2 separate regions of the Homo sapiens genome follow, and region 1 is linked to region 2. A link is an interaction called in ENCODE POLR2A ChIA-PET data of the cell type or tissue named here. Cell type or tissue: B cell. All regions are shown on one strand. Each heading gives the region's core, and the rest is flanking DNA. Links, peaks and the distances in the headings are about the cores only. Region 1 overlaps LOC105369917 (a long non-coding RNA gene). Region 2 holds the start of LOC105369917 (a long non-coding RNA gene).

Region 1 (16,729 bases), core at 4,618-12,617, 52 kb before region 2:
CGTGATGGTGGGCGCCTGTAATCCCAGCTACTCGGGAGGCTGAGGCAGGAGAACTGCTTGAACCGGGAGGCAGAGGTTGCAGTGAGCGGAGATCGTGCCACTGCATTCCAGCCTGGGTGACAGAGCAAGACTCCATCTCAAAAAAAAAAAAAAAAAAAAAAAAGAAGGGGGTACATGGGGTACATAAATAAGACCCTCTCTACATCCAAAGATATCGTGGGATTTGATGCACCTTGTTGTCCCAATGAGAAGTCTGACCCCTCTTACCTGTGATTCTACCCTCCCATCCACCCAGTTTCTCTGTATCTGCAGGTGAACCAGCTTCTTTGTATCTGCAGGTGAAACCTAGCTCAGCAGGTTACAAGCCCATAGTCCTAGAAACACCTGCAATGAGACCAAGAAAGAATTAGCAGTGACCATGGCCATCAGACTGAGAGACCATTCACTCATTCATTGGTTCATTGATTCATTCAGCAAATATGTTTTCAATGTTTACCATGAGCTGGGCCCAGGGATAGGGACTGGGGCTACAATGGTGAACATGACACAGTCTTACCATCAAGAAGCTTCCAGCCTAGGGGCAGAGGAAGCCAACTTCAAAGCAGGCTGGGAAGGTAAGGCTGTCCTCCCTATACTCCCAGAACCCACGACACACTCTCTGTGGCTCAGGCCACCCTTGTAAGAGCTCTGTCTACACCCTGATGCTTCCACCAGAGTATCTACTGCTGTTCACCTTCCAGGTACAGCTCAATCATTTCACTATCATGCAGGACTTGTGGTTCCCTGGTTAGGTGGAATGAAAGAGAATTAAGAGATAGCTAAGGCCCTCATCCAGCCACGCAACTCTTTTGGAGGACACTAGAGGTCTTTGCTAAGTTTTCTGTGTTTTATAACCTTCTTCATTCTTATTTGTATTCTCTTTAGGTTCTCTGGTCACGGGATTATTCCCTTCCTCTTGCTGACCTAAAAAATAATCAACTTTCTGGAAATTTAGGGGACTCAGCCAATGCTGTTGTGATTCTCCTTCTTTAGCTTTCAGTTACAGAATGACATGTGACCTCCTTGCAAGGTTGCTATCAGCCCCGTTGTACAAAATAATATGTCCTTGGTCAAAATTTACATTTTGTGCCTCTTATTAAAGATCTGTCTGTTTGCCTGCGTCATCTCTAAAGGCCTAGCCCATCTGCAATGCCACCTCCTGAATGGGACACAGCTGTTTAACTGAACTGATTTATTCTTAGGACTAAGAGACTGATTCAAGAAGACACGGAATGATATATTTAAATTTGCCCGTTTTTGCTTATCCCAATTTGTTTTTTTCCACTCCTTTGCCTATCTTTATCTCTGCAGCCTATCACCCAAATCTCTGCAAAGCTATCAATTTAGCTTTTCAGATGTGAAACTTTTTCAAGTTTCAAAGTGAGGACTGAAGGAAATAAAAATATTTCACCCCGAAATATACTTCTTTGGCATATTTTGAGGTGGCTGTTCAGAGAGCCAATGAATAGAAGTCACCCTGCAGAACTGTCTTTTGTGGGGGAGATTTGCATCTGCAGAGAATCTGCACTGATGCAGGCAGAAGAGGGCTTTCTCTGAGGCCTTCTCTTGTCCGATTGAGGAAAGATTAACTGAGACTCTGACATTTTAAAGATCTGAAAGAAATATTTGCCATCTACAGGCAGGGCTGAGAGAGCCCCAGTGGGAGTGGGCCCTCCATGTCAGACTAAGGAACTTGGACTTGGCCTAAAGGGAAGTCCTTAGAGACTTATAAGCAGAAGAATGATGCAGACATGTTCGGATATTAAAAAGAACACCTGGCTGGGCACGGTGGCTCACGCCTGTAATCCCAGCACTTTGGGAGGCCGAGGCGGGTGGATCACAAGGTCAGGCATTCGAGACCAGCTTGGCCAACATAGTGAAATCCTGTCTCTACTAAAAATACAAAAAATTAACGGGCTGTGATGGCAGGTGCCTGTAATCCCAGCTACTTGGGAGGCTGAGGTAGGAGAATCACTTGAATCTGGGAGGCAGAGGTTGCAGTGAGCTGAGATTGCACCACTGCACTCCAGCCCGAGTGACAGTGTGAGACTCCGTCTCAAAACAAACAAACAAAAAAGGCCAGGCGCCGCTCACGCCTGTAATCCCAGCACTTTGGGAGGCCGAGGTGGGCAGGTCACAAGGTCAGGAGATCGAGATCATCCTGGCTAACATGGTGAAACCCCGTCTCTACTAAAAATACAAAAAATTAGCCGGGTGTGGTGGTGGGTGCCTGTAGTCCCAGCTACTCGGGAGGCTGAGACAGGAGAATGGCGTGAACCTGGGAGGCGGAGCTTGCAGTGAGCTGAGATCGCGCCACTGCACTCCAGTCTGGGCGACAGAGCGAGACCCCCATCTCAAAAAAAAAAAAAAAAAAAAAAAAAACACCCTGAAATGGGTAGGAAATATTAGAGGTCTCAAGACTAAAAGCAAGAACTAGTTAGAGCATTGGAGAAAATCAGTTCGGGAGTGATGAAGGCCTGAAGTAGGCAGAAGCAGTGGGATTGGAAAGAAGGGACAGTCAGGAAATGAAAGTCGTGGTGATAGATTCCAAACTCAGTTTCATAAGTGGCCTCTGAGATCAGTCTGTGGTGGCTATTTGGTGTGCAATCAGCAAAAAAGAGTTTAGGGCCCAGTCTAGGCTCAGTTGAAAAGAATGATGGGCTGAGCATGGTGGCTCACGCCTGTAATCCCAGCACTTTGGGAGGCCAAGGTGGGCGCAGATGACTTGAGGTCAGAAGTTTGAGACCAGCCTGGCTAGCACCGTGAAACCCCATCTCTACTAAAAATACAAAAAAAAAAAAAAAAAAAATTAGCCAAACGTGGTTGGTGCTTGCCAGCTACTCCGGAGGCTGAGGCATGAGAATCACTTGAACCCAGAAGGTGGAGGCTGCAGTGAGCTGAGATCACACAACTGCACTCCAGCCTGGGCAACAGAACAAGACTCTGTCTCAAACAAACAAACAAAAAAAGAATGATGGATTAGTGATGTCTGCTATAGACACAGAATGGGGGAATATTGGCTCATGACTGGTATTTACTATTCCCATTCTCTGGTAGAAGAAGCATTAAAATGAACTGTGTATCAACAAGTGCATACTGTGTGAGTCCATGAAGATCTAGAACAGATGAAAGTAATTCATGCTGATAGAAGGCAGAATAGTGGTTTCCTGGGGGTGGGCAGGTGGGTAGGTTACTCAATGAGAAGGAGTAGGAGAGAGATTTTTCAAGCCTGGAAGAATTCTGTATTTGATCTGGGTGGTGATTACACAGGTGTGTATATACATAAAAATTCATTATGGTATATACCCTTAAGATTTGTGATCTTTATTATACGAATGTCATATCTCAGTTAAAAAAAAAAGTGTGTTGAGAAGCCAACAGAAAAAAAAAAAGTATATAGCTCCCTATATACTTTGGCCACTTCTTTGATAGTCTTGTCCTTTTGCTTGAAGGAGAAGACATAGACTATGATGACCTGGTCCGCAGAGGACATCTGGCTGCTTCTAAGGTGATCATACTCCAGGTCTGTCACTTTCAGGATGCTGTGAGAGCTACATTGGCACGTGTGCCCTGTGTCCCTGCACAGTGTTCTCCTTAGGACCATGGGACAAACCAGCTGGGAAGCAAACCAGGTATCCTTGCTTTCAATGGGAAAAGGAACCCTAGAAATATAATGGTTAGAAATCACATTAAAGAAATGAAAGGACAGAAAGGACACCCCTGATATACAAGCGATTACTTTAGTAAAGCATTGACATTTAATTCTGGACAGGATTTTATTTACCAACATGTTAAAATATTTGTCAATACACTAAAAGAGTTAAACATAAGCCTTTTCAGCTATACAGGCACCGATGGCTCTGAAAGAAACATAAAATACGTGTTCAGAGGACCAATGAATCCAAATGATTGCAAATAATTGACCAGCAATTACTAGAATGTTAATTGCACTGTAACATACCTAAGAAGAATGCATACAAGGCTGGTCTGTAAGTTACTTACTTTTATTCCCTTACAGATGAGAAAACTGAGGCTCTGGAAATTCAGTAATTATACCAAAAACACACAAGCAGTAAATGACAGCTGTGATTTGAACACATGCATATATTTTTTCTATTGTAATACTGCTATCTTGCTGGATCCTGAAATATCTGTAAGGTGTTTATGAGTTGGTTTTATTGCCTCTACTAAATAAGCTATGTAGCCCAACAGCTAGAATGGAAATCAGAAAGCTAAATTTGGATTCATAATCTGTCACTTACTCTTTTTTTTTTTTTTTTTTTTAGACAGAATTTTTGCTCTGTTGCCCAGGCTGCTGGAGTGCACAATCTCGGCTCACTGCAACCTCCGCCACCTGGGTTCAAGAGATTCTCCCGCCTCAGCCTCCCAAGTAGCTGGGATTATAGGCACCCACCATCATGCCGAGTTAATTTTTGTGTTTTTGTAGAGATGAGGCTTCACCATGTTGGCTAGGCTGGCCTTGAACTCCTGACCACAAGTAATCCACCCGTCTAGGCCTCCCAAAGTGCTGGGATTACAGGTGTGAGCCACCGTACCTGGCCTGTCACTCACTCTTAATGTGATTGCAAATCTTCTCATTTCTTTGTGCTTCAGTATTAACATCTATTATGTAGGGGTAAGTTTGTGTTTCCACAAAACTTCCAGGGGGGTTATGAAGCATATAAAACCAACCTTTCATGAATTTTAATTAGCTTAAAGAATTTTATGAGACGCTGAAATTTGTTTAAAAATATAGTATTTTAATTAGGTTATTTTAAACTGGCATTCCTGGGTAGCTAGAAGAGTACATCTTATTTATTTTTATTTTTTAATACAGAGATGGGGTCTTGCTGTGTTGCCCGGGCTGGGCTCAAATTTCACCTCAAGCAGTCCTCCCACCTTGGCCTTCCAAAGTGCTGGGATTATAGGCATGAGCCACTGTGCCTGGCCAGGAGTACATTTTATTATCATTAAAATATTCACTGTTGATTTCAGTGTCCTTTTTTTTTTTTTTTTTTTTTTTAATGAGACAGAGTCTCTGTCTGTCACCCAAGCTGGAGTGCAGTGGCGCGATACTGGCTCACTGCAACCTCCACCTCCCGGGTTTAAACGATTCTCCTGCCTCAGCCTCCCGAGTTGCTGGGACTACAGGCACCCGCCACCATGTCTGGCTAACTTTTTGTATTTTTAGTAGAGACAGGGTTTCACCATGTTGGTCAGGCTGGTCTCAAACTCCTGATCTTGTGATCTGCCTGCCTCCCAAAGTTCTGGGATTATAGGCGTGAGCCACCGTGCCAGGCCTTTTTTTTTTTTTTTTTTTTTTTTGAGACAGAGTCTTGCTCTTGTCACCCAGGCTGGAATGCAGTGGAGCGATCTTGGCTCACTGCAACCCCCACCTCCTGGGTTCAAGCGATTCTCCTGCCTCAGCCTCCCTTGTAGCTGAGATTACAGGCGTGTGGCACCATGCCCGACTAATTTTAGTATTTTTAGAAGAGACGGGATTTCATTATGTTGGCCAGGCTGGCCTCGAACTGCTGACCTCAAGTGATCCGCCTGCCTCAGCCTTCCAAAGTGCTGGGTGTTTTCAGTTTCTTTACCCTTAACCTGAGTGCTGTGGACTCAATGTGTCCCCCCAAAATTTGTATGTTGACGCTCCAAACCTCAATGTATTTGGAGATAGAGGCTTTATGGAGGTAATTAAGGTTAAATGATGTTATAAGGGTGGGATCCTGATCTGATAAGATTAGTGTCCTTATAAGAAGAGGACACCAGAGAGCTGACTTTTGCTGCCTGCCACGTGAGGACACAGCAATAAGGTGGCCATCCATAAGCCGGGAAGAGAGCCTTCATCAGATACTGATGCTACGGACCTTGATCATGGACTTCCAGCTTCCAGAACTGTGAGAAAATTAATTTCTGTCATGTCAGTCCCTTGGGCTCTGGTAGTTTGTTAAAGCAACTGAAGCAAACAAATGCACTAAGCAACTTAGTGTGATGAATGATCAGCTATGTTTGTTGAAGCCATGCTTTTTGAAATGTCTTGATGCCTTTCCTCAGTAGAAACGCATTTCTACAAAATGATGGTGATTTACGGTATCTGCTTGGCTTAAGAAAACCCATGCATGCAAATATAATACATTATTTCAGCATTTGCCTTAATGCCCCACCAGACCTATTTTCAATATATTTTTTCCTTTTTCAGCATAATGTTTATTAGTGAATTTAGATGCAGGCTAACTTAGAGATGGATCTTCTTTCATGGAAAGACAAACACATAATATCAGCAGAATATTGTTTCTTTGAAATGTTCAGAATAGTACATTTTGAATTATAGTAAAAGTTTACATATGTGTGTTGGTGTGTGCATATAATGGAGTAGTTAATATATTCATAAAAATATGAAGATAATATAACACCCCCATGCACACCACCGAGCTTTATTGTATTAATATCAAATATTAATACAAATTAATGCTTTACTCCATTTGCTATATATGTTTATATTTTTTCCATTGTTACAATTTGAGACACAACTGAAAGTCCCTGAGGACTCCTGCCTGATTTCACTCAACGTTTTATCCTAATTTTGGTGTATGTCATTCTCATGTATGTCATATAAGTATGTAATAACCCATAATCTGTTAGGATGAGGGTTTTTATTTGCAAGCAACAGAAACAAACTGGTTAATTTAAGCAAACAAACAAAAAGGAATGTATTCAATAACTTGGAAGACCTTTGCAAGAGTGGAAGACTTGGGTTTGGAGGCTCCACTGCCAGGGAAAATGTCCCTAATCATGCTGTAGAATGTGTCCAATAGCAACACCACAACAACGGCTGCTGGACAGACCCTACGGCTTGCACTGTTGGTCCTCCTGACCCAAAACACAGCTGCAGGAACCACAGCCATTACAGCCACTAGAAGCCAAGCGGAACCACTGCTCTTCCTCCCAGAAAGTCCGGGCAGCCCCTGCAGCTGCATGAAAGTCTGGGGCAGGCGCATCTGATCTTTGGAGCCTGGGTCATGTGCCTGGGCCCTAGCTGCAGGAGAAACTGGGAAATCAAGAAGATGGGACTGGGTGTGGTGGCTCATGCCCGTAATGCCAGCACTTTGGGAGGCTGAGGTGGGCGGATCACTTGAGGTCGGGAATTCAAGACCAGCCTGGCCAACATGGTGAAACCCCATCTCTATTAAAAATGCAAAGAAATTAGCCAGGCATGGTGGTGCATGCCTGTTGTCCCAGCTACTCGGGAGGCTGAGGCAGAATTGCTTGAACCCGGGAGGTAGGGGTTGCAATGAACCAAGATTGCGCCACTGCACTCCAGCCTGGGTGACAGAGGGAGGCTGTCTCAGGGAAAAAAAAAAAAAAAAAAGTGGTATTTTTGGCTTTTATTGTGGGAGGGGACTCTGCCTCAGCAGGTAGGGGAGTCCCCAAACTTAGGAGGGAGGTATAGATGCTGCATGATAAGAGCCAATGGCAGTTGTCCACAACAAACAACTGATACATTCTCTTGTTGATGGACATTTACATAATTTCCAATTTTTTACTACAGAGAACTGCTGCAATGAAATTTTTGCACATTTCCTACGGTATAGAATTTCTCTGGATTATTCGTGCCTTCAATTTTACTAGACATTGCCATATTGTTCAGCAAAGGGTCTATTTGCCAATCATATATTTTGCTAACATTTGTCTCCATCTGTGGCTTGTCTTTTCCTTCTGCTTATGGTGTCCTTTTTATATGGAAGATTTTTATTTTAATATAGTTAAACTAATTAATCCTATCCCTTATGTTTGTGATTTTTTGGTGTGCATTTGGTTTAAGAATTTATTTTCAGCCAGGCGAGGTGGCTTATGCCTGTAATCCCAGCACTTTGGGAGGCCGAGGCGGGCGGGTCAGGAGTTTGAGGCCAGCCTGGCCGACAGGGTGAAACCCCGTTTCTACTAAAAATACAAAAATTAGCCGGGTGTGGTGGTGTGTACCTGTAATCTGTAATCCCAGCTACTTGGGAGGCTGAGGCAGGACAATTGCTTGAATCTGGGAGGTGGAGGTTGCAGTGAGCAGATCACGCCACTGAACTGCAGCCTGGTTGACAGAGCAAGACTGTCTCAAAAAAAAAACAAAACAATTTTCTACCTGAAGGTGATAAGAAAAAATTATCCTGATGTTTTCTTCTAAATGTTTTATTATTTGGCTTTTAATGATTAGCTCTTTACCTGGAGTTTATTATGGAAAATAGGAATCTAAGATAGATAATCAGTTGTCCCAGCACCATTGATTGAATAATCCATTCCTCCTGGTTTGTAATTCGATCTCTGTTGTAAATCAAGTTTCCCCATGTTCCTGGGTCAGTCAGGTCTTTCTATTTCTGTTCCATTGGTCTATTTAACTAGCCTGGTGCCAATACTACAATATCTTAGTTACTATCACGTCATAAAAACCTTAACATCTGATAAAATGAGTCCTCCACTTCCCCCTCACCCCAATGTATTAATGCTATTTCCAGAGTGAGCTATTAGCTATCTTATATCCTGAAGAGCACAATGACAAAAAAAAAAAAAAAAAAAGAGAAAAGAACTTTCAGAGTGTATGGTTTGGTATAAAATATGAGTGGGCCATAAGAAGTAGCAAGAGAATCAACAACACCTTCACCAGTGGCTAGGTGCCTGCAGAGAGCTGAGAGCCAGAGGCAGGGATTTATATCAAAGAAATCAGATGCATTTGAATTAAAGCTCTGATCTCCACCCTGTAAGAACAGGCTTCTAAGACTCCCAGCTTCAGTGACACTCTTCTTGTTTTCCAATGACCACTGACTCCTCCATCCCCACCTTTCCTTTCCTGGGGTTTACGGCAGGTAAACACAGCGTGGCAACATCAGGTTCCTGGAGTGGCATTCTGAGCATCCCTGAATAATTCTGATGTGTCAGCTGGTGTCTGTGGAATCACTAAAAGTCAAGTTTCAAGCTACAACCCTCTACCTCTGCTCAAAAAGGCATTTTAAGTCCTTGCTTTGAGCAAAGCTTCCAACCTCCTGCCTCAAACACATGGCAATGAGAGGTAAAAGAGAAAAAGAAGCAATCTAAAGGACAAAGCTGCACTCCAACCAAGATGAACACCCTGTGCATGGAAGCCAAATCAATAGATTTGCGGGGCTGAAGCCACAGGCTTGCTTGGCTCTAGGTCTAGAAGCAGCGAAAGCAGATATGAATTTAGCTCTTGTGGGAAAACAGAATAAAATAAAATGCCCCTCTCCAGGCTGGAGAGCAGGGTGGGGGATGTTGCCTGTTTTGCTTCTTGAATCCAAGAACCAGGGTAGGGCTTCCACTACTCCGCATGAGGCTAGAATAGCTGCTGTCTACTCCTGCTTGGCCACATGATGGCTCACAGGATGCTTCGTGCCCAGGCAGATGAGAGAACATGGCCACGGCCGCCCAACCAGGACTAAGCTAAACTGCTTGCTGGCCTGGAGACTGGATCTGCAATAGTTCTAATATTCATGAAGTGAGACATCCAAGCCACCATTATTAGACCTGGTTCAACCACTAAATGGGAGGAAACCTTGCTCATGCGCACACACACCCGCACCCACCCATCTGCCCCAACACACACACAGAGAAAGAGAAAGGAAAAACCTTCCACTCAAGATGAGCCCAGAATCCAAAATTCCAAAACATACAGAGAAAGCTAATTCTATTTTTTTATACGAAGTCTCACTCTGTTGCCCAGGCTGGAGTGCAGTGGCACGATCTCAGCTCACTGCAACCTCTACTTCCTGGGTTCAAGCGATTCTCCTGCCTCAGCCTCCCAAGTAGCTGGGATTACAGGCACACGCCACCACACCTGGCTAATTTTTGTATGTTTAGTAGAGACAAGGTTTGCCATGTTGGCCAGGCTGATCTCAAACGCCTGACCTCAGGTGATCCATGTGCCTCAGCTTCCCAAAGTGCTGGGATTACAGCCACCTGCCACCATGCCAGCTAATTTTTGTATGTTTAGTAGAGACAGGGTTTCGCCATGTTGGCCAGGCTGGTCTCAAACTCCTGACCTCAAGTCATGGTGCCATCTTAGCTCACTGCAACTTCTACCTCCTGGGTTTAAGCAATTATCCTGCCTCAGCCTCCTGAGTAGCTAAGATTACAGGCATGCACTACCACGCTGTCTAATTTTTGTATTTTTGGTAAAGACGGGGTTTCGCCATGTTGGCCAGGCTGGTCTCAAACTCCTGACCTCATGATCTGCCCACTTCAGCCTCCCAGAGTGCTGGGATTACAGATGTGAGCCACCATGCCTGGCCTTAAAAGTTATTTTAAAAATGTATGTTTAGAATCCTAAACATAAAAAATGACGGAATAAATAACTGAAAAAAAGGATTAAAAGACTTTTAGTTACCATAGGATGAATTGAACACTCAGGTTTACTTTAACTCCTTGCTAATATCTTACCACAGAGACTATTAAAGGGTAATAAAGGTAAAAACCTAGAGGCCTATTGTATCACGTGTTATATCAGTAAGGATGCCTTTCTTTGGCTGCAAGTAATGCAGCTCAAACTGGCTTACTAAGGACACTTACGGGCTCCCACAATTGGAAGTCTAGAGGCAGGGCTTTGCAGGTGGCACTGCCCAGTGGCTCCAGATCTATCCCCCTCGTCTTCTGTGTCAGCTTCTTCTGCAGGAAGGTAACAGATGGCCAACCAGCTCCAGGTCTCACACCTACTCAGAACAACCATTACAGAGGAGAGTGGGCTTCTGATGCCAGCATTCCAAACCAAAAGCCTGGGACTCACTATGTCTTGTGTCACATGCTCACCCCCAACCCCACCGACCAATGACTGTTGCCAGATACATGAAAATTCTCAATTGCCTTAAATCCCAAGGCTCATCCTTGGAGCTTTGGCTGTGGTCAACTGCCCCCGATGCATCTGGGTGATTGAGGGAATGGGCAGACACTAAATAAACCCAGGGTTCTATGAGGAAGGATGAAGACAGAAATGACTCCAGGTGTTCAATTAAAAATATTCACTCAGTGCTGTATGTGGAAACTTTTTTTAAAATGTTGGCTAGGCATGGTGGTTTATGCCTATAATCACAGCACTTTGGGAGGCTGAGGTGGGAGGATCACTTGAGACCAAGAGTTCAAAACCAGCCTGGATAACATAGCAAGACCCTGTCTCTACAAAAAATAAAAAAATTAGCCAGGCCTGGTGGTGCATACCTGTAGTCCCAGCTACTTGGAAGGTTGAGGTGGGAGGATCTCTTGAGCCCAGGAGTTTGAGGATGCAGCGAGCTATGATTGTGCCACTGTACTCTGGCCTGGGTGACAGAGTGAGACCCCATCTCTAAAAGAAAAACAAATATTTACCAATATCACCACAAATATTTGGTGCACCACTTAAAATGTGCACTTTCTGAAAAAATTAGAAACAAAGCATAAAAAGTTAGGGAAAGGGATATGTTAATACTCGTTCACTGGTAAATTGTTATTTGTATAGACCGTGATAGCAGATAAAACTCTCTGATACCCTGCTTATGCGTTGCCTCACACTATGAGTGACTATATTCCTTTTGTCAAATAGCACTTATATAGACAGTGCTCAAAGTAAGTTATCTGACTGAATATCACTTTTAATTTATAGTCTGCTCTAGCCTTGTCAAAAAACCTGCACACTGTTGCATAGACATCCTTTTTCTTTTTTATCAGTAGTAAATGGGCTTTAAAAATAATTCTGTCCTTATTCTCAGAAGCATGTTGCATACTGGGATGGATGGTTCTGGAAATGAAGGGATGTTTACCCTTGCCACTGTATTTCAATACCATAAATGGTGACTGTGAATCATTACAAAAAATGTGGCAACTTGCTTGTGTCTAAAAGGAGCAACTGGAACTAGAAAGTGTGATTACATAGGGACCTTGTAGGTTTGTTAATTGATCTGCAGCTAAACCTTAATGTGTTTGTGTGTCTGCTCATTGCCCTCAGCATTTCAAGACATCTAAATACTACCATAAAACCAGCATTTTCCTGTGCATTGACTTCTCATGTGAAAACAGTTACTGAAGTTGGCAAAAAATAAATTTTAAAGTTTGGATGAAGGTATTTTTGGTCTGTTTAGTGCTCTTCTCAGGTTTTTCAATAAACTTGCATTTTGAGGGTTGTATCGGCAACTTCAGCTTTCAATGTGCATCATGGTGGAAGGTGCTGAGTTTATTGGAAGGGAATGGAAAGACAAAGTTACCATGAGGAGGATCCGCAGACCACGTCCTAAAAAGAAATTGGCTCAGCCCTCCACGAATTGGGTCTTTGGGCTACTTAAAATAGAAGTAAACATTTTTTTAAAGTTAGGGAAATTAACAAGCCTCTCCGTATACCCATAGATATAGGGAATCTCACTGAGTTTCTCAGACACATGATAAAACAGCATACATCTCTCACTTACAGGTGGAATATAACATTAACCATCTTGCACTGAGGAGTTACAGATTGGTAGACACAGTGCCAAAAACTTGATAAGCTTGTCTCATTTCATCCTTACACAACCTTGTGAAGTAGGTATTATTATTGTGCTTTTTACACATAAGGAAACAGAAGCTTATTCTGCAATTACAGAGGAAGTAAAAAGCAAAAGAAAGAAACAGAAGCTGGGCGCGATGGCTCACGCCTGTAATCCCAGCACTTTGGGAGGCTGAGGCAGGCAGATCACCTGAGGTCAGGAGTTTGAGACAAGCCTAGCCAGCATGGTAAAATGCTGTCTCTACTAAAAATACAAAAATTTAGCTGGGCACGGTGGCTCACGCCTGTAATCCCAGCTACTCAGGAGGTTGAGGCAGAAGAATCACTTGAACCCGGGAAGTGAAGGTTTTGGTGAGCTGAGATTGTGCCACTGCACTCCAGCCTGGGTGACAGAGCGAGATTTCATTTCAAAAATAAAATAAAATAAAATAAAATATAGCCGGGTGCGGAAGGAAGAAAGAGAAAGAAGATAGAAAGGAAAGAAAGAAGAAAGAGAGAAAGAAAGAAAAGAGAGAAAGAAAAAGAAAGAGAAAGAAAGAAAGAAAGAAAGGAGGGAGGGAGGGAGGGAAGGAGGGAGGGAGGAAGGAAAGAAGGAAGGAAGAGAGGAAGAGAAGCTTAGAGAGGCACATGATTGCAGAAGTTCACGTAGCGAATACATTCTACTTGTGTCGTATCAGGACATTATGCTGTTGTCCCTCCACCAGGTATCAGCCTATCCATCGCAAGTCAAACACAGGATTTGGTTGGAAATGGAACTCCAGCATGGAAACCATACAGAGGAGTGATCACAGGAAAGATAGATGTTCTTGCACATGGTGCTTATTTTTAATTCATAGGTTAGGTGAAGTCTTTATGTTTTTTAATTCAAGATTTAGAGTCCAGTTGTGGATTTAAAAGTTGCAGTTAAGTTTTTGCAGAAATAAATAAAGCCCTTATTGAATTGGTATTAATCTCTTCAAATGTCATTGCTATTTGAGTAACTGAGCCATAAAAATAATTTTACAGTGACATGTGAAATGATTGGGTTTTGACTTCGTAAATTCGAAAGTCTGAATAAACATTTTGGAGCTGCCTTGCACAGTGCCTGCTCGCTTCATCGTTGCAGATTTTAAAGGATTGGGATAATTTTGTTATTTGCACACAGTTCTGGCCTGAGGTCAAGGGGCCATGATATGGCCCCAACCCTGCCTATCATTCGTGTCGCCCTAAGACCCAGCAAAACCAAACTGCTCAGCATTCCTACGATTTGCCTGCATTGTCCCTCCTACGTGACTTTGCTCCAACCCCTGTGTTGCTGCTCACTAGCTGTGTCTTTGGGCAAATTACCTAACCTCTCTGAGCCTCAGTTGCTTTAGCTCTAAAATGGGGGCTGGGGAGGACAGTGAGGGTTATAATTATAATTAACTAATTATAATTAATCCCTTAGGTGTGTTGTGAACGTTAAATGAAATCCTGCAAGTAGAGTGTTTAGCATGGTGTCTAGTGTATGGTAACTGGTCAGCAAATGTTAACCATCCCTAACATTATTAGGGTCATTACTATCCTTCTCATCACTCATCTCTCCACCTAGAATACCCAACCCTCCTTACCTGCCTATCCCAATTCTCCCCCTCACTCAAGACTCTGGTCAAAAATGCACTATAAAATAATCCTGTCTTTCTGGTCAGGTGCGATGGCTCACGCCTATAATCCCTGCACTTTGGGAGGCCAAGGTGGGCGGATGGCTTGAGGCCAGGAGTTCGAGACCAGACTGGCCAACATGGCAAAACCCCATCTCTACTAAAACTACAAAAATTAGCCGGCGTGGTGGCAGGTGCCTGTGGTCCCGCCTACTCGGCAGGCGAGGCAGGAGAATCACTCGAACCCAGGAGGTGGAGGTTGCAATGAGCCGAGACTGCACCACTGCACCAGCCTGGTGACCGAGTGAGACCCTGTCTCAAAATAAATAAATAAATGAAAATAAATAAATAAATAACCTTTTCTTTCCAAAAATACTCTCCCTCCCCAAAACTTCTTTAGCGTTCTATCTATACAGCTCTGCTAGCAGTTCCTTCCTTATTTATTTATTTTTTTTGAGATGGAGTCTCGCTCTGTCACCCAGGCTGGAGTGCAGTGGCGCGATCTCGGCTCACTGCAAGCTCCGCCTCCCGGGTTCACGCCATTCTCCTGCCTCAGCCTCCCGAGTAGCTGGGACTACAAGCGCCCGCCACCGCGCCCGGCTAATTTTTTATATTTTTAGTAGAGACGGGGTTTCACCGTGTTAGCCAGGATGGTCTCGATCTCCTGACCTTGTGATCTGCCCGCCTCGGCCTCCCAAAGTGCCGGGATTACAGGCGTGAGCCACCGCGCCCGGCCTCCTTCCTTATTTTTCATTTATTAATAGTATACACTATCTTACGTCTTCCTGCAGCCTTGAAGCCTTGGGAAGACTGGGGCCAAGTCTTTATGTTGCCCCCTGGGCCTAGCTCACACACCTGTCAGTAGCGGATAACAGCCACTGGTTGCATGAATTCATACCACGGTCAGGGGTCTGACAGCACTGCTTGCTTTAGTGGCGTTAGTAAAGTATCATGGCAATACTTCGAATACAGGAAACATTGCCCTCATTGTATTTACAACTTTTCTTTCAATGCACAGTCTGCACCAAATGTTACTGAAGCGATATTAGGTTTGGGAGCTCGAGGGAGTCTCAGCTCCTGGGGGGTCTTGGAAGATGTGTGCTCAGCTAAATTACAGCATGTGTGGTGTTAGGGGGCAAGGCTTCGCTTAAGGCTTCCAAAGGCTGCCACGCAGTAGAGAGACCAAGCTGCTCCTGCAGCAACCCCCTTCCCTCCCACATGCTACCTAAACCTGGAGAGAGTGACACACGGCCTTCTCTGCCTGAGGTAGGAAGCAGCCCTGTTTGGTGGCTAGTCCTGGAGATACAAATGCAGAAAGAACAGGGCATTTTATGCTGGTGAAGATAATAAGGGCACATTTCCCCCAGGAGAGTTGGTATGAGAAGGCAAGAGAAGCAGGAACTTGTGGCACTTATATACTATCACCAAGTATAGATTAAGGACTTTTCAGCATAGGGCCAGGTTTTGAACAAGCATTCACTAAAGAAATGAAAACAAACTGAGTCATGATCCCAGATTGATGTGGCTCCACTGCTAAACAGGAAGCCTCTTAGCAAGCAGACTGAGGAGAGCTCAAAGGCTTGAATCTGGGCATGTGCATTTGTCCCAGTTTTAGGAAAGATTTTCAGTTGATTGCATGAAAGTGGCCACTCCTTAACCCAAACATGAGCTGGGCTATGAATTATTAAGGCAAAGGAAGCTGGTTACCGGAAGGTCTGATTGCCGGCTGGGGCCTTCCGGATGTGACAAAGAGGCAAAGGCTTCAAGACACCCTTTTGTTCTAGGAAGGTATTTCGGCATTGAAGGTACTCCTTATCCTCGCCTTTCTCCTTTGCACCTTGTTTCAGAGAAACTTTTGCTGATGAGGCGTTCTCTTTCCTGGGTACTATTTGTGGAAACTTGGTTATTTTGCAAATGTGCTGCGGTTCCATTCCTGAAATGTAAACAAAATGTATTCCTCCCAGCAGCCTCAGTAGACCAAGGCATCTGTAGGCTGAGCTGTTTGGGTTAAGTTGGCTGCTATAGTCTGGATGCTCCTTCACCCATTTACAGAAGTTCCTTCTGTTCGTTCTTCAATTTTAAATGCACCTCTTGTTCTACTCAGAGGACACATGGCATCTATGTAATAAAGAAAGTTTCCAGGCTATCAACAAATCTAAACCGTAAGAGTTTGATTGCACTTATCTTGTACCGGGAAATGAGCCAGGCACTTTAAATACATTATCCCATTGAAGGAAGTGCCCCCATGAGTTGAATACTCTTATTTTCATGATATCACAGATAAGTTCAAGTCACTTGGCTAGACAGAGGCAGAATCAGGATTTCGACAGGCCTATGTGATTCCAGACTGAGCTTTTACTTACCATGCTCTATAGAGACCAGTGCTTCCCATTTTTTTTACATCACATGGAAAAGTGTAAATTGTAAAGCACATATACATATAGATCCTTATCATAGAAAATGTACTATTAAGAAAGAAGGCCAGGTGCAGTGGCTCATGCCTGTAATCCCAGCACTATGGGAGGCGGTTGTGAGTGGATTGCTTGAGCCCAGGAATTTGAGA
Region 2 (16,729 bases), core at 3,209-11,208:
ATGAATATCCAGGAAAGAGAAGATAACCAATCCTTACAAGTTTTCATCAACATCCTTGATAAACACACTAATACTGGCCTGGTCATCCATCTTATATGTATTTACACTTCTCAAATTCCCCTATGCATGTATCATCCAACCTCTAACAGTATTGGAGGTGGAAAAAGGCAGTGAAGTAGACAGAGAATAATTTAGATTCAATTGTTTCCCTTCTGGTTGATTGCCAAAAATGACTGCAATATTTTAGTGCTTTCTGAAGAAAAGCAGGAGTCTATTTCTCCACTTCCCGAATCTAGGTTTGGCCATGTGACTTGCTTTAACTGATGGGGCATTAGCAAACATGATGCTAGAGAAGTCTTGAAAAATGCTCATGCATTGGGCTTCTTCTTCTCTCTTGCTGCTTTTGGAACCCAGGCACCATGTGAAAAAGCCTGAGCTAGCCTGCTAGACACTGGAGACACATGGCCCAGCTACCTTGTTTCTCTAGCCAATAGCCAGATACATGAGTAAGTTTTCTATCTATCGTTACTATCAGACGGCTCTTTTTGTTTGTTTGTTTGAGACAGTCTTGCTCTGTTGCCCAGCCTAAAGTGCAACCTAAAGTGCCCAGCCTAACCTACATGAACACGGCTCAATGCAGCCTCAAATTCCTGGGCTCAAGTGATCCTCCCACCACAGCCTCCCAAGTAACTGGGAACACAGGCGCATGCCATCATGCCTAGCTAGTTTTTAAAAAACTCACTATGTTGCTCAGGCTGGTCTCAAACACCCAGCCTCAAGTGATCCTCCTGCCTCAGCCTCCCAAAGTGCTAGGATTGCAGGTGTGAGCCACTGCACCTGGCCAAGGAATCTCCTAGTATTGCTCATCTGGTGTGTACTCAGCTCCAGGCTTCTCTTTCTCTCAACATGTTCAGGGTTGGAAGGTAAAAAAGCACTGGAATTAGGATCTGAAAACTGACTTCAGTGCCCTTCTCTGAGCTTTGGAAAAGGTATCCATCTTCTCCAAGCCTCAGTTTCCTCCTCTGGGAATTACACCTAGTCATAGCGTTCCTGGGAAAACTAGATAACTTGCAAAAGTGCTCACTAAAGTGATATATATCAGCAAATAACAAGGGTGAAACATGAATCAAACTCACCAGAAACAGTGTCAAAAGAACCTAACTTTAACAATCCCTGGAATATCAAGTGAAATCCATTTTTTCTTCGTGAAAGTCATGATTACTTTTCCATCTTGTCTGTAGTGTCACAGAATAAGATGTTCAATTAAAATGCCGTAAAATTACATCATGCTTGCTCATCTGTCTTTCGAAACTGTTGAATGACTAGAGTTGGGAGATGAAAAGACTTTTTGAAAGTAAATGCTTTCTCAACTTTTGAAATGCTTCCAGATTCTGTCATGTTCCTTTCATTTCAACATCTAAGCTGGGAAAGACTCTTTGACACCAAGGGCAGGTGTTTACATGCAGCTCATCCAGGTACTTTGCTACCCTATTAATCTGTCTCTCTCTATATATTTGGATCTTCAGAATCAAGCGTTAGTCTTTTGTTTCTTTTAGCTTTTTGCTGGCCTGTACTCTTTGCTGGCAAGCTGCTGACACATTTTGACAGGTGACTTGGCTCATAAAAACAGCCAGGGAAGGGAAATGGTGAGAAGGGGCTTCACCAGGAGCATGGTCAGCACATATGAAATGCTGAATGTGGTAGAAACACACAAAAGGATATTTATGAACTGGTTTTAAAAAAAAAAGGTTCTTGCTCTCTGGATGACCTGATTCTCAACTCCCTTCATCTTGAAGACTTAAGTCAAAATACAGGGGTTGGGAAATATGTGATTGGAACTCAATCAATAAATTCAAATTCAGCAAATCTGGAGGGTGGATTTATCCTCATGGTGCTTTATTTCACTGAGAGGCTGCCTTGTGAATAAGTTATAATGTCAATCTCTTCCTAAAGATCCAAGGGCCAGAGCATGTTTTTCTAAATCCCCATTGCATGCTTTTTTTCATTTGCTGCATTTATACGCTTGAGGTGTCTTTGTTTTACATTTTTCATCTAAGGAGCTTTAAATATGAATCATCTACTAAACTGAAAGCGAGCGCATGGAAGAGGATTAGGCAGAGGTGTGGGGTAAGTAATAGCCTAAGGAAAAGTAAATACAGAGAAACAGTAATTACAGTGAGTTGAACACTGGTCCTCCCCATGCATGTCCACCCTAAACCTCAGAATGTGATCTTATTTGAAACGTGCTGTAGTCCCAGCAGGTTGGGAGTCCGAGGTCAGAGGATTGCCTGAGCCCAGGAGTTTGAGATCAGCCTGGGCAACATGGCGAGACCCCATCTCTAAAAATAAAGTTAAAAAATAAAATAAAATAGGGCCCTTGCAGATGTAATTAGTTAAGGATCTTGAGATGAAATCATCCTGGATTTAGGGTGGGTCCTAAATCCAATGACTGGAGTGCTTATGACCAGAGCAGAGATCCCACAGAGGAAGTGGCAATGTGAATGAAGAGAGAAGCAAATGGAAGTGAAGCATCTGCAAACCAAGAAACGCCACGCATTGCTGGCGACAGCAGAAGCTAGGAGAGAGGCATGGAAGAGTCTCTCTCTCAGAGCCTCCAGAAGAAACCAATCCTGTCAACACCTTGGTTTCTCACTTCTAGCCTCCTGAACTGTAAGAGAATATATTTCTGTTGTTTTAAGCCACCCAATGTATGGCAATTTGTCATGTCGGCCCTGCAAAACAAATACAGTAAATTAACACCTGCTGCAGGTAGTCTTGAAGAGCCCGGCAGCCTCTGCCACCTGCACTTGGTTGTCTGTGGACACTCTGACATTCTTACCTGACTCCTTCAGCCCACCTCTGACCTTATCCTGACCCTCACTAACATTAAATGCCATCTCTTATCCTCCTCTTTCTGAGCCTCTGCAGTATGACATGGGGAGGGATTGGAGTCAGGGAGGCTGTGGGATATTGTGTATGTCAGGAGGAACTTTGGATAAGGCATGAGTTAGTCAAGGCTGGGACTGGTTAAAGGATCAAGGTCAAGCATCGGATGAGCCTATGTGGGCACACATTGATTGGGAAATTTTTTTCTTTTTTTTGAGACAGGGTCTTGCTCTGTCACCCAGCCTGGAGTGTAGTGGTGCAATCATGGCTCAGTGCAGCCTCGACATCCCAGGCTCAAGCCACTCTCCCATCTCTCTCCCTACCAAGTAGCTGGGACCACGGGTGTGCGCCACAATGTTGGGCTATTTTTTTAAAAATATTTTGTGAAATCGGGGGTCTCATTATATTGCCTAGGCTGGTCTTGAAATCCTGAGCTCAAGTGATCCTCCCACCTTAGCCTCCCAAAGTGCTGGGATTACAGGTGTGAGCTACTGTGGCGCAGACAGACTGGTACTATTTTTAAAAGCCAAAAATAATGGTCAAAAGGGCAGGCTTTGCAACACAAACATCTGATAGCCTTCATTTGATGTAGTAGGTAGAATAATGGTCCCTCAAATATGTCCATTCCCTAATCTCCAGAATCTGTGAATATGTCTTTTCATGGCAAAAGGGACTTTGCGAACGCCTCTCAAGCTAAAGATTTTGAGATGGGGAAATTATCCTGGACTACCTGAATGGGCCCAGTGTAATCACAAGGGTCCTTCTGAAAAGGGAGATAGGAGAATCAGTCAGAAAAGGAGATGTGGTCGGGTGTGGTTGCTCACGTCTATAATCCCAGCACTATGGGAGGCTGAGGTGGGAGGATTGCTTGAGCCCAGGAGTTTGAGACCAGCCTGGCAACATAGTGAGACCCTCTCACTACAAAAAAAAAAAAAAAAAAATTAGCTGGGTGTGGTGGCACACACCTGTCATCCCAGCTACTTGGGAGGCTGAGGCAGGAGAATCACTTGAGCCCAGGAGTCTGAGGCTGCAGTAAGCTATGATCAGGCCACTGCACTCCAGCATGGGTGCAGGATGACACCCTGTCAAAAACAAACAAACAAACTACAACAACACTATAAAGTATTATTGGCTGGGTGCAGTGGCTCACACCTGTAATCCCAACACTTTGGGAGGCTGAGGCAAGAGGATTGCTTGAGCTCACCAAGCCTGGGTGACATAGGGAGACCCCATCTCTACAAAAAATTTAAAAATTACCAGGTGTGGTGGTGCATGCCTGTAGTCCTAGCTACTCAGGAGGCTGAGGCAGGAGGATCGCTTGAACCCAGGAGGTCAAGGCTGCAAGTGAGCTGTGATTGTGCCACTGCACTCCAGTCTCAGCAACAAGACCTTATAAAAAAAATTAAAAAAAACGAAAGAAAATGTAGTAACAGAAGCAGAGAGAGGAATTTGAAGATTCTATGCTGCTGTTTTGAAGGTGGAGGAAGGGGCCAGGAGCCCAGCAATGTAGGCCATCTCTAGACTCACTCTCTCAGAAAAGGCAAGGGTGTGAGTCTCCCTCAGAGCCTCCCAAGGAATGTGGCCTGGTTGATACCTTGACTTTGCCCAGTGAGACTCAGTTTGGACCTCCAACATCCAGAACCATACAAGGATGAATTTGTGTGAAGTCACTAAGTTTGTGGTAGTCTGTTATAGCAATCATAGAAAACTCTCCTCCTGGGCCACTGATATGCTCCTGCTGTGGGGGAGCTATCCACTGCTTCCCAGCCTTTGCCTCCAGAAACAGCCTCATGAGCAATCCCCAAGGATGCAGAAAATGCCCTGGTATGATAGAGAACAGGAGAGGTCTCCCTGGTCAGTCGCCGCTCTTGGGCAGTGTACACCCAGCCATCTCTGGTTTCACAAAGAAACACTTATGCTATGGCACATTTCCTAAAGCACGATAAAGCTGTAGTACCTTGAAACACCAACTTTCATGCTCCTATGGCAGTATCCCTTCATCTCGTTCCTGCCTGTGCACTGTCAAGGGCACATTCTCAGCCTTGGTGTTTCCCATTACGCTTGGGGATTCTCAAACCTCCCCATTCCACACACCCTCTGCCTTCTCCCTCTCTCTCTCTTGCTCTCTCTCTCTCTTTTGAAATGAGGATCTCATTACATTGGCCAGTCTGATTTTGAATTCCTGGCCTCAAGCAATCCTCCTGCCTTGGTCTTCCAAAGTGTTGAGATTACAGGTGTGAGCTACTGCACCCAACCACCCTCTGCCTTCTCTTTCTGCCATTCAGAATCACTGCTTCATGGAGTTTTCAGGTCTTTACCTACCTACCTATCTCCATATCTATCTGTCTACCTATGAATGTATGTATGTATCTATCATTTATCTACCTACCTACCTATGTATCTGTGTATCTATACATCTGTCTATCTATCATCTACTTACCTATCTCCATATCTATCTATGAATGTATGTATGTATCTATCATTTATCTACCTACTACCTATGTATCTGTATCTGTGTATCTATACATCTGTCTATCTATCTATCTATCTATCTATCTATCTATCTATCTATCTATCATCTACTTACCTACCTATCTCCCCATCGTCTATCTATTGTCTATCATCTACCTATTATCTCTCTATCTTTTTAAAACTACTTTATTGAGGTATGAACAACATACAAAAAGCTCTAGTATATAATGTTGACAATTTGATTAATTTGGAGGTAAGTACATACCCATGAAACCATCACCACAATCTATGCTATAAACGTATCTATCATCTCCAAAAGTTATCTATCTCTTATCTTATAACACACTAAAAACTTCCATGGTAATTTGTCTTGTTTAGATCTTACAATCGTACTACGGGATAGGTACAATGTATATATATATATACACACACACATATATATACATATATATATATAAAATATGGATTTTAAAAATAATATTTAGGTTTTTCTGATTATAAATGCAATGATACCTATGCACTCCTTATTAACTGACTATAAACACAGTGTGTAGATTGTTACATGTTCTTTATTGTAACATATACATAAAATAATTAATTAAATTTATTTTGGAGATATATATGTTTATATACACATATATGTATATTCCAAGTATTAACACTTGGGCATGCTATGTAATGTAGTGGGAGAAATTTGCCATGTTTTCTCTTCCCAGTCTTTCCTTTTTACCCATGACCTTCTCCTACTCAACTAAGATATTGGACATCACCTAAGGCTTCTGGAAAGGGTTATGAGAACAGAAGTGTCAAATTCTTGGCTTTTGAGTTTAAGAAGTTGAGATCTAGACACATGGCAAAGGGGATGTGGAAGAATATGTAATATCAGGAGCAGGTTTTTCCACCCCAGAGGAGTAGGGGATGGGAAGCAGTGTGGGAGGATGAGATCCAGGTGTGAGAGGCTCCCTGAGAAACAGCCGTGTGCTGTCCTCCTTAGGCCAAGTTGTAGGTAGGATGGGGGAACTCAATAGAGGCCCCAGGTTGGAAAGCCTGGAAGCTGACCTCAGGCCCAACATAACTCAAGAGAAGGAGAACAGATGGTTGTGTGCAAGACAGTCTCCATTTCCCCACGTTCTGCCCAGGACAGGAACAAACAAGTGTTTCTCTTGTGCCAAGGATGTGGAAGCAGCTGAGAGTGAGCTTGCCCTGAGAGGCCGGGGAAACTGGGGTCCAGGGGACACAGCTGTCAGCTTCAGGGACCAATCACTGCAGACCATTTGGAATGAAAGTGCCTGAGTATCAGATGTCAATCCCCCAACCGCCAATGCCTTGTCATTTCTTCAGCTCGCTGGAGCTGAGATGAACTCATAGAGAGAGGATTCCAGGGCTGCAAGTCTCTGCTACCTACTGGTAGGGGCTTACCTAGAAATTAAGTTGAGTGGCAGAATTTTTTTTTTCCAAGTTGCTTTTGGCCGGCCGTGATGGCTCACACCTGTAATACCATCACTTTGGGAGGTGAAAGGATCATTTGAGCTCAAGAGTTCAAGATCAGCCTGAGTAACATAGCAGAAATCCTGAAACCCCATCTCTACAAAAAATACAAAAATTAGCCAGGTGTAGTGGCCTGCCCTCCAGTCTGGGCAACAGAGCGAGACCCTGTCTCAATTAAAAAAAAAAAAGTTGTTTTTCCTGCTCACCTGGATGTGTGGATGGAGATTTGTATCCATGACAACAGTACCTTGTAGCTTACTCACCCATTCCTTAGCTGGTAGATACTTAGGTTGTCCTCCCCACTCACGGGAAGCTACCAATACCAAGACCGTGGCAAGGTAGTGCTTTCCCTTCCCTTGGTATGAATAAACTCACTTTTTTCTTGTCAACAGGTTGATATTTGGGTGATATTTTCCAGGAGCCAGCATTCTAGAGGTCATGGTTTTGCTTGGATTTGTAAAGCGTGCTCTTACCGGAAGGCTTTGCTCTGACATTTCCTTCTGCCTGGAACAGTTTGCCTACAACAGCATGTCTGCCCCTCACTTCCACAGGTTCTGCTCAGATGTCCCCATATCAAACAGGCCTTCCTTGGCCACTCCCAAAATAGCATCTCCCCATTCCCACTATCCTCTAGTCCCTCTTTCCTGCTTTATTTTTTTTTACAGCACTTTTCTCCACCCGATATGGAATATATTTATTTACTCAGCCTCCCTTCACTAAAACGTAAGCTATACAAGGGCAGAGACTTTATCTTGTTCCCTGCTATCTCCCCAGTGCTTAAACAGTACTCACATTATTAGGTACTTTGCAAATATTTGTTGAATCAATATATATAAATATCTTCTACAGATGGCTTTTTGTTTCAATTTTCTGTATTTTTTCTTTTTATTTATTTATTTATTTATTTTTTGAGATGGAGTCTTGGTCTGTTACCCAGGCTGGAGTACAGTGGTGCCATCTAGGCTCACTGCAACCTCTGCCTCCGGGGTTCAAGCAATTCTCCTGCCTCAGCCTCCCCAGTAGCTGGGACTACAGGTGCGCCACCACACCCAGCTAATTTTTGTATTTTTAGTAAAGACAGGATTTCTCCATGTTGGCCAGGCTGGTCTTGAACTCCTGACCTCAAGTGATCCACCTGCCTTGGCCTCCCAACGTGCTGGGATTACAGGTGTGAGCCACCATGCCTGACCTTTTTTTCTTTTTAAATATTGCCTGTAGGCTCCTGACAAGACAGCTCTTGAGAAACAGGAACTGCATCTTACACTACTCTTTATTCTGAGTGTCTGGAATGTAATAGATGCTCAATAAATATTTACTACAGGAAAGGAAGAAGGAAAAAATATGTAAGCAAATGAATAAAACTTATAGTAATGTTATGGCTGAGGGCAGGGTGAGATGATAAAGTAACTGCACCTCTCTTCCTTGATTTCTCACTGCCACCCCCCACCTCAGGATGGCTCATCCAAATTGTTCACCAAGTAAAAGTTAGCTGATTTGGGTGTACAGCTATAATAAGTTGAATATATCTTCCATAAGAAAATGGAAAGGCTTGGAGAGGAGGGGTGGCATAAGAGGGGGGAAAAGGGGGCTCTTAGAAAAGAGAAAAAAGAGGATCCAGGAGAGGAAAACATGAAATATTGGGCAACATTTTAGGACAAAATGAACACTTCAATACATTTTACACTCCAAGGAAATTACTTGTATTACTCTACTGTAAATTCCCCATGACCCAAACATCAAGATGCTCGGCTACCCTCACAGGCCTTGGGTGAACAGTTTTTATATGTGAAAATTAAGAGAAGGAGCAAATTCCCCAGTTGCCTCAAATCAAAAAGGAGCCAAAATAAACCTACAGATACAAGGCACAGACGAGAGAAACAGATTCCAAGGAGGCGGAATGTCAAAGCCAGAGGAGACCATGAGATCATAATCCCTAAGAACTTTGCAGAAATCTTGCATGTATGTATGTATGTATGTATGTATGTATGTATGTATGTATGTATCTATCTATCTATCTATTATCTATCATCTATCTATCTATCTCTATCATTTATATCTATCTATCTATTTTTACTTGAGACAGGGCCTCGCTCTGTCACCCAGAGTGGAGCACAACGGTGCAGTTCACAGCTCACTGCAACCCCTAACTCCTGGGCTCAAAGAATCCTCCCACCTCAGTCTCCTTAGTAGCTAGGACTGCAGGTATGCACCACCACACCCAGCTAAAATTTTTAATTTTTTTGTAGAGATGGGCATCTGACTATTTTGCCCAGGCTGGTCTCGAGCTCTTGGGCTCAAGCAGACTTCCTGCCCCGGCCTCTGAAAGTGCTGGGATTACAGGCATGAGCACCATGCCCAGTTAAAAAATCTCAAGGGGGATACGAGACAATCCTTGGGGCAGGGAATGGGGGTCCTGCCAGTGTTATCTAGTTCTTAAGGGTGAGGGAGGCCCAGCTGATACCTGGCTCTCTGAAATGACAGCCTCCGTATTCAGCTCCCAGTCTGTGCTTTCCTAGGGTCTTGCCTTTGTGCAGGTCCCTCTGCTCTAGAGAGCCACAGATCTCCACACAGGTGGTGCAACTGGATTGAGACCCATGGTCTTCCAACCTAAGCTAATGCAAATCTGTACAAGGAACAGCCTTGGGCACGTGTGTACGTTTCCTTTTCCTTACCTGCTTTCCCAATTAGAGTGAGAATTAGAAAGATTGCTTCCCTTTTGTCAGGAGTTAGCTTTTCTTCTGCCCTACCCCCGACCCCTTGCCACCCCCCCCACCCATACCCACCCCCTTACCTTACCCCAAAGTTCTAGTTTGTCTGGAATCTCATGTACCTCTTAGGAAAAGAAATGCTGCCACATCCAAAAGGTGTAAAGGTTCCAAGGATAACTGGATTTGGCAAGTCACTGAATACGCTGGTGTACACACCACCTGAAGGGAGGTCAGAATAGCTCTGACAGACAGCTAGGTGCCCAGAAGGATAGATACAATCCAGGTTAAGGAATTGATATTCATTAACAATAATAATTCTTATATAGAAAGATGTTAGCTGTCATACATACGTCCTTATTTATTTATTTATTTATTTTTTGAGATGGAGTCTTGCTCTGTCACCCAGGCTGGAGTACAGTGGTGTGATCTCGGCTCACTGCAACCTCCACCTCCCCGGTTCAAGCAATTCTCCTGCCTCAGCCTCCCAAGTAGCTGGAATTACAGGTGTGTGCCACCATGCCCAGCTAATTTTTTGGTATGTTGAGTGGAGACAGGGTTTTACCACATTGGCTAGGCTGGTCTCGAACTCCTGACCTCAGGTGATCCACCTGCCTTGGCCTCCCAAAGTGCCGGGATTACAAGCGTAAGCCACCGCACCCGGCCTATTTTATTTTTTAATCAGCAATTTACAGGCCAGGCACCGTGGCTCATGCCTGTAATCCCAGAACTTTGGGAGACCAAGGCAGGTGGATCACTTGAGGTTAAGAGTTCAAGACCAGCCTGGCCAACATGTTGAAACCCCGTCTCTACTAAAAATACAAAACTAGCTGGGCATGGTGGCACATGCCTGTAATCCCAGTTACTTGGGAGCCTGAGGCAGGAGAAAGGCTTGAACCTGGGAAGTGCAGGTTGCAGTGAGCCGAGATTGCACTATTGCATTCCAGCCTGTGTGACACAGTGAGACTCCATCTCAAAAAAAAAAAAAAAAAATCAGACTGCACACGGTGGCTCACTCCTATAATCCCAGCACTTTGGGAGGCTGAGGTGGGCGGATCATGAGGTCAGGAGTTCGAGATAAGCCTGGCTAACACGGTGAAACCCTGTCTCTACTGAAAATACAAAAATTAGCCGGGTGTGGTGGTGGGCACCTGTAATCCCAGCTACTTGGGAGGCTGAGGCAGGAGAATTGCTAGATTCCGGGAGGCAGAGGTTGCAGTGAGCCAAGATCTCGCCACTGCACTCCAGCCTGGGTGACAGAGCAAGACTCCATCTCGGGGAAAAAAAAAAATCAGCAATTTACAGATAAGGCAATGGGAGGGCCAGAGAGGGTGCCTCTCACTCCCATAGTCTCTGAGCGTGATAACGGTAGCGCCAGACCAGCACACAGGCTTCATGATTTTCAGCAGCATGTTCTTCCCATCCATGCGTATTTCTGCACCCTCATTTTAATCCTAAATTCTTTGAAGCCAATCTGTGAATAATAACAAGGGAGTCTGGTTAGACTGGTCCTGTTAATGGCTAGAGTGCTGGAAACCAAAGCTGTGCATTGTGACCTAGTATTTCTCAATGAGCTCGTTCCAGCATAGAGCAGGAGGATCAGTTGTCCTGACAACATCTGTGGATAGGTAGGGGTAAAGAGGGGCTGAGGATGATTACAGATATGCGAACAATTTCACAAAACCTACCTGTACCGACCTCTCCAAAACTGTCTGCAATGGACTCTTGAGGCCTTTTTCATTTTGGATTTGTAGGAGCTGATTATAAAAGTTCTCTTCTTTCTTAGCTAGATTCTCTAGATGCTAAATCCCCATGGCATTCTCTCTAAGCAGGAAAATAAACCAAGGACAACTTGTTTCTCAGAATCACCTGAGCCCTCAGGCACTTCACACAAATATCAGCTACATGGCTGGGTGCAGTGGCTCACACTTGTAATCCCAACATTTTGGGAGGCTGAGGCAGAAGGATCACTTGAGGCCAGCAGTTTGACAGCAGCCTGAGCAATATAGTGAGACACTGTCTCTATTTTAATGTAATATTAAAACATTGTTTAAAAAATTAGAATTAACAAACAAACAAAAACGTGCAAAAAAATATATGCACGATGACCAGAGCTTCCCTTAAAAAGAAGGAAGCTTGGGCTGAGTGCAGTGGCTCACGCCTTTAATCCCAGCACTCTGGGAGGCCGAGGCAGGAGGATCAATTGAGGCCAGGAGTTTGAGACCAGCCTGGACAACATGGTAAAACCCTGTCTGTACAAAATATACAAAAATTAGCCGGGCATGGTGGCATGTGCCTGTAATCCCAGCTACTCAGGAGGCTGAGATGGGAGGATGGCTTGAGCCTGGGAGGCTGAGGCTGCAGTGAACCAAGATTGTGCCATTGCATTCCAGCCTAGGCAACAGAGCAGGATCCTGTGGGGAAAAAAAATAAAAATAAAAAAAGAAGGTTGTAAAGTGAGGAACTTGCCCCAACTTCTTTTTTGGGTTGATTTCTCTTGCCCCCAGATTGTGGGGATGTGGACCATTGGTAAAAAGGGATTAACAAACTCAAGGTCTGAGACCTCTTTTCCCAATCCTTCCTGGGTTTTTTCTGCTGAAATGGAAACCCCCAGCTGTCAGCCCCTTCCATCACGACCTGCCCCCTTCATCCTCCTTCCCGCCTGGGATTTTCACAAGGATATTAGGTCAGAGAGGAGCCATCCACCAGAGCGTAATGGAATTTTTTCATGTTGGGGTCAGCCTTTTTGACAATTGGCATCTGAGGCTTCTTCTCCAGCAGCTCCAGCCAGAAACTCTGTGAGCACTGCTGATCCCTGCTCTCCTCCACGCCTTCCAGGTCCTCATAGCGGCGCCGGATAAGTTGTTTGTTGACGCCCTCTTTTTTTTGCTTTGCTTCTTCTATTTTGCTGTTCAAAAGAAGAGAATTCAAGACACGGCTTGCTTCTTGGTCTTATCAAGGTCTGCAGGAGGGCCAGGGGCTCTGTTTGAGGCCCCTGGAGCCTCACCTTTACATGGATGTAATAAGCTTCCTTTAAGTCGGAAGAGCTGGATTTCAAGATTCATCCTGAGTCCCTAGCTAGTGTGTATTGAGTGCTTCCAATTTAAACAGTTATTGAGCACCTCCTGTGTGTGCAGCACTGTACCAGAGGCTGTAGGAAATATAAGGAATAGTGCATCGTCCCTGTGCTCACAGGAGCAGCATGGAGCAGTACAGGCTCTAGATAAGAACGAACTGTGAGGCCGGGCGTGGTGTCTCATGCCTGTAATCCCAGCATTTCGGAAGGCTGAGGTGGGTGGATCACTTGAAGCCAGAAGTTTGAGACCAGCCTCGCCAACGTGGTGAAATCCTGTCTTTACTAAAAATAACAACAACAAAAAAAAATTTATCTGGGCATGGTGGCATGCGCCTGTAATCCCAGCTACTCAGGAGGCTGAGGCACAAGAATTGCTTCAAACTTGGGAGGCAGAGGCTGCGTGAGCCGAGATCACACCACTGCACTCCAGCCTGGGCAACAGAGCAAGACTCTGTCTAAAAAAAATAAAAATAAAAAATAAACTAAATGTGAATCCTGACTCTGCCACTTGGCACCACGGGAATGAGGACAGACTACTAAACTCCTCTGAGTCTTGGTTTCTTCATCTGTAAAATGGGGACGCTAATACCTATTGGAAATGTAAGAATTATCTGATTAATGAATACAAACCTCTGCGCATAGACCCCCGCCTTTAGTATGCATCCTACAAATCCTAGTTGTTATGGTTACAATTTGGTGAGGAACCTACACATTTGTTAATAATAACGTGGTAAAGGAAAAAATACCTGTCATTCCTAGGTTTTACACTGAGACCCTGATATGAAGGTAGCATCTTAGAATATTCATGTATCATTCACAAATATTCATTAGGTTTCTTCCACAGGCAAGACTCATAACAAAAGAAGTGCCTGAGTTATACGGCTACGTGGCTACGTGGTAAAGCCAGGATTCAATGTCATGCACACCCCAATTCCAAATTCATTACTAGACCTCCCCGGGCTCTGTATCTGAGGATAAAGCTGATGAAGCAGACCTTCCTAGTTCTTGCCCAGCCCAGCTTTTCAATCCCAACACACATGCACACACGTGCACGTGTGTGTATGCACATACTTATAAACACAACCACAGACACTCCTGTACCCAAGCATGCCAAACAGTAGCTGTTAGCAACATTCCATTAGAAGCCTCAGTCAGGTGCAGTGGCTTACACCTGTAATCCCAACACACTGGGAGGCCGAGGCAGGAGGATTGCTTGAGGCCACGAGTTCAAGACCAGCCTGAGTAGCACGGCAAGACCATGTCTCTAAAAATAATAGTATAATAAAAATTAAAAGGAGAAGCCTCCAGGAGTCAAGCTGGTAAAGCAGAGGTCATGTACTGGAGAGACATGCTTAGCTCTCTTGGACACCAGCATCACCTGTTTAATATCTGCATAGACTGGCTGGCTTGCCTCTACTCCTTGGCCCCAGCACCCAAAGGCAGGCTGCTGGGCTTCTCACTCATTGAAACAGATGTGGGGGCTGGGTGCAGTGGATCACACCTGTAATCCCAGCATTTTGGGAGGCTAAGGCAGGCAGATGACTTGAGGCCAAGAGTTCGAGAGCAGCCTGGCCAACATGGTGAAACCCTGTCTCTACTAAAAATACACAAATTAGCCGGGCATGGTGGTGCACGCCTGTAATCCCAGCTACCTGAGAGGCTGAAGCAGGAGAATCGCTTGAACCCGAGATGGGGAGATTGCAGTGAGCTGAGATCGCACCACTGCCCTCCAGCCTGGGTGACAGAGAGAGACTCCGTCTAAAAACAAAACAAAACAAAACAAAACACAGTGTGGGGATGTAACCGGACAGAATGAAGACCAACCCTTGAGAACAGCCAGAAGTACCAGGACCCTAGTTAGGAGAAGTTAGGAGACTTGGGAGCCTTCTTCTCAAAGAAGTCAGCAGTTTGTGCATTTCCAATGTGGACATAGAGTAAAGCTCAAAACAAACAACTAGATCTCAGCAACAGCGTGAAGACAAATCTCTGAAGCCACCCTTGGAGAGTTCCTTCAGATTCAGAGCAGAGTCCACTGGGAATCCCCAGTAGTTTTCATTTTTAAGGCATGCTTAAAATTTCCTAAAATTGAGCTTACATATGTCAAGGAGGATTTGGAGTGTTGAGGAGAATTGGTCTCTGTGTTTTGTGTGTGTGTGTATACATGTGGCACATTTACTGGATGGGTGTGGGGCTTGGGGAGTGGGAAGAGCTATGCTGAAAGGAAACTTTTTAAAGGATTAAGAATAAGGGCCGGGCGCGGTGGCTCACGCCTGTAATCCCAGCACTTTGGGAGGTCGAGGCGGGTGGATCATGAGGTCAGGAGATCGAGACCATCCTGGCTAACAAGGTGAAAGCCCGTCTCTACTAAAAATACAAAAAATTAGCCGGGCGCGGTGGCGGGCGCCTGTAGTCCCAGCTACTCGGGAGGCTGAGGCAGGAGAATGGCGTGAACCCGGGAAGGGGAGCTTGCAGTGAGCCGAGATTGCGCCACTGCAGTCCGCAGCCCGGCCTGGGCGACAGAGCGAGACTCCGTCTCAAAAAAAAAAAAAAAAAAAAAAAAAAAAAAAGAATAAGTACTTGGAAATAATACAGCTGATTAAGAAAGCAGGGAAAAGTATAATAGCAACACCATTGTTGGGGAAGGAACTAGAGCCAGAAGGGTGGATAAGGGCCAGATCTGCCACTCACTGAGTAGTTGGAAAATAGAAATGCTTGGTTAAAACAACTGCCCCCTCTCCCTTCCCTTTTGTCTCTTCTCTTGCTTCCCTCCTCCTGACTCTCCTTCCTTTCTTTCCCATATTCTCATGAAAATGTATCCCACTGTCAAAAATGAGGTGAGCGGGCAGAATTTTTGAACAATGTGACAAAAGCAAAGCACTTATAGATTGCCACTCTTCCCCACCCCAGAACACACGCATGCCACTCCATTGAAAAGCACCAAAGGCTGGCAGAATGTCAGCCTAACAACACATATTTACAAGCCCAAGCCTAATGACCACTTTCCAAGCCTACACCACAGCCCTTTCATTCAGTGCCTATACGGGATTCTATTTTTCTGACTTTCTACAAATGGACCTTTTGGATTATTCTTAAAAGAAAGCTAAGTACTCTAAAGTATGAGTACCTATAATCATTGGGAGAAAAAAGGCACACTTCCCCTCCCTACTAACAAGGCCAAAAATTCAGATACAAAAGCCCTTGTGCAAAAAAAAAACCCAGGCAAAATCTCTCACATTCTATAAATGCCACATTAATCAAATACGTTGAGTAGGCAGCTGTAATTTGGGAAAGTTCCCCATTACCTTTTTAAAAGCAGTGCTTCCTTTTCTAATCCCTTTAACATGCCCTAGACAAAGAGTCTTTTAGTCATTGTGTCAAGGCCAATCAGCCTGGCGTGCCAACAAAGACGGCCTTTTCTCTGCCTTTTCTCAAGGTTGACAGTGGTAGTTGTCCTGCTTTCCTCTTGCCTGAGGGCCAGAAGTTGATCCCTGGATTCTCCAACAGGTGACAATTATCACCAAGTTTATTCATTTGTCAAAGGTACCCTAATACTTGCACAAAATGGTTTCTTGGAAGTTTCAGGCAGCTGGTCATTCCCAGGGAAAGCCATTTTCAGGTCTTACGGAACAGTCATTCTCTAACTCACAAGTTACCCAATTGTTCTAGCCCTCTAAGACAGAGGCTGGAATAAAAGGGAACTACATCTCAAAAAGGAACTATATCTCAAATCTCAAACTACATCTCAAAGCCAATCTTTATCTCAGATTGGCTCTAATCTAATAGTAAGCTAAATTCAATATGGTAGGGGCACTCGTTGAATGTAAGAGCTGAAGGATGCTTGGAGAATATCTAATCCCATTTTACAGATGAGGGAGCCAAATGCAGAAAAGGGAACAATAATTGCAACATAATAGTTAACTGCTTATCAAACATTTGCTATACTCTAGAGACTGTGCTAAGGTATTTAGCTTATGATTTCATTTAATGCTTTCAATAACCCTATGAGGCAGATTCTATTAGGATTCCCATTTTACACGAGGAAAGTAGAGCTTTGAGAAGCTAAATGTCTCAAATCCCATGATTGGCAAATGAGAGTCATGTG

The links. ChIA-PET counts read pairs that join two places held together with the same protein. Peaks named below come from ENCODE experiments on the same cell type or tissue, not always from the same donor. Only the 100,000 strongest peaks of a DNase experiment are listed, where the experiment ranks them.
Region 1: POLR2A ChIA-PET joins it to region 2 with 11 read pairs; 6 of 35 experiments call an interaction of 5 or more read pairs at or near these places.

What each region holds. Positions count from the first base shown.
Region 1 is chr12:95,342,509-95,359,237 of GRCh38, forward strand. It overlaps LOC105369917 (a long non-coding RNA gene), which reads right to left. Exons shown (of 11, transcript XR_001749265.1): 8 at 15,874-16,099; 9 at 268-384. Among named protein-coding and RNA genes, the nearest start is that of MIR3685, 41 kb to the left of the region's middle. In B cell, for the core only: no CTCF peak of the experiment used is centred there; no DNase peak of the experiment used is centred there; H3K27me3 peaks cover 1,165 bases.
Region 2 is chr12:95,395,679-95,412,407 of GRCh38, forward strand. It overlaps LOC105369917 (a long non-coding RNA gene), which reads right to left and starts at 9,820. Exons shown (of 11, transcript XR_001749265.1): 1 at 9,677-9,820; 2 at 1,137-1,322. It overlaps LOC107984545 (a long non-coding RNA gene), which reads right to left. Exons shown (of 7, transcript XR_001749267.2): 7 at 12,261-12,459. RefSeq lists an enhancer at 15,774-16,290. In B cell, for the core only: no CTCF peak of the experiment used is centred there; no DNase peak of the experiment used is centred there; H3K27me3 peaks cover 553 bases.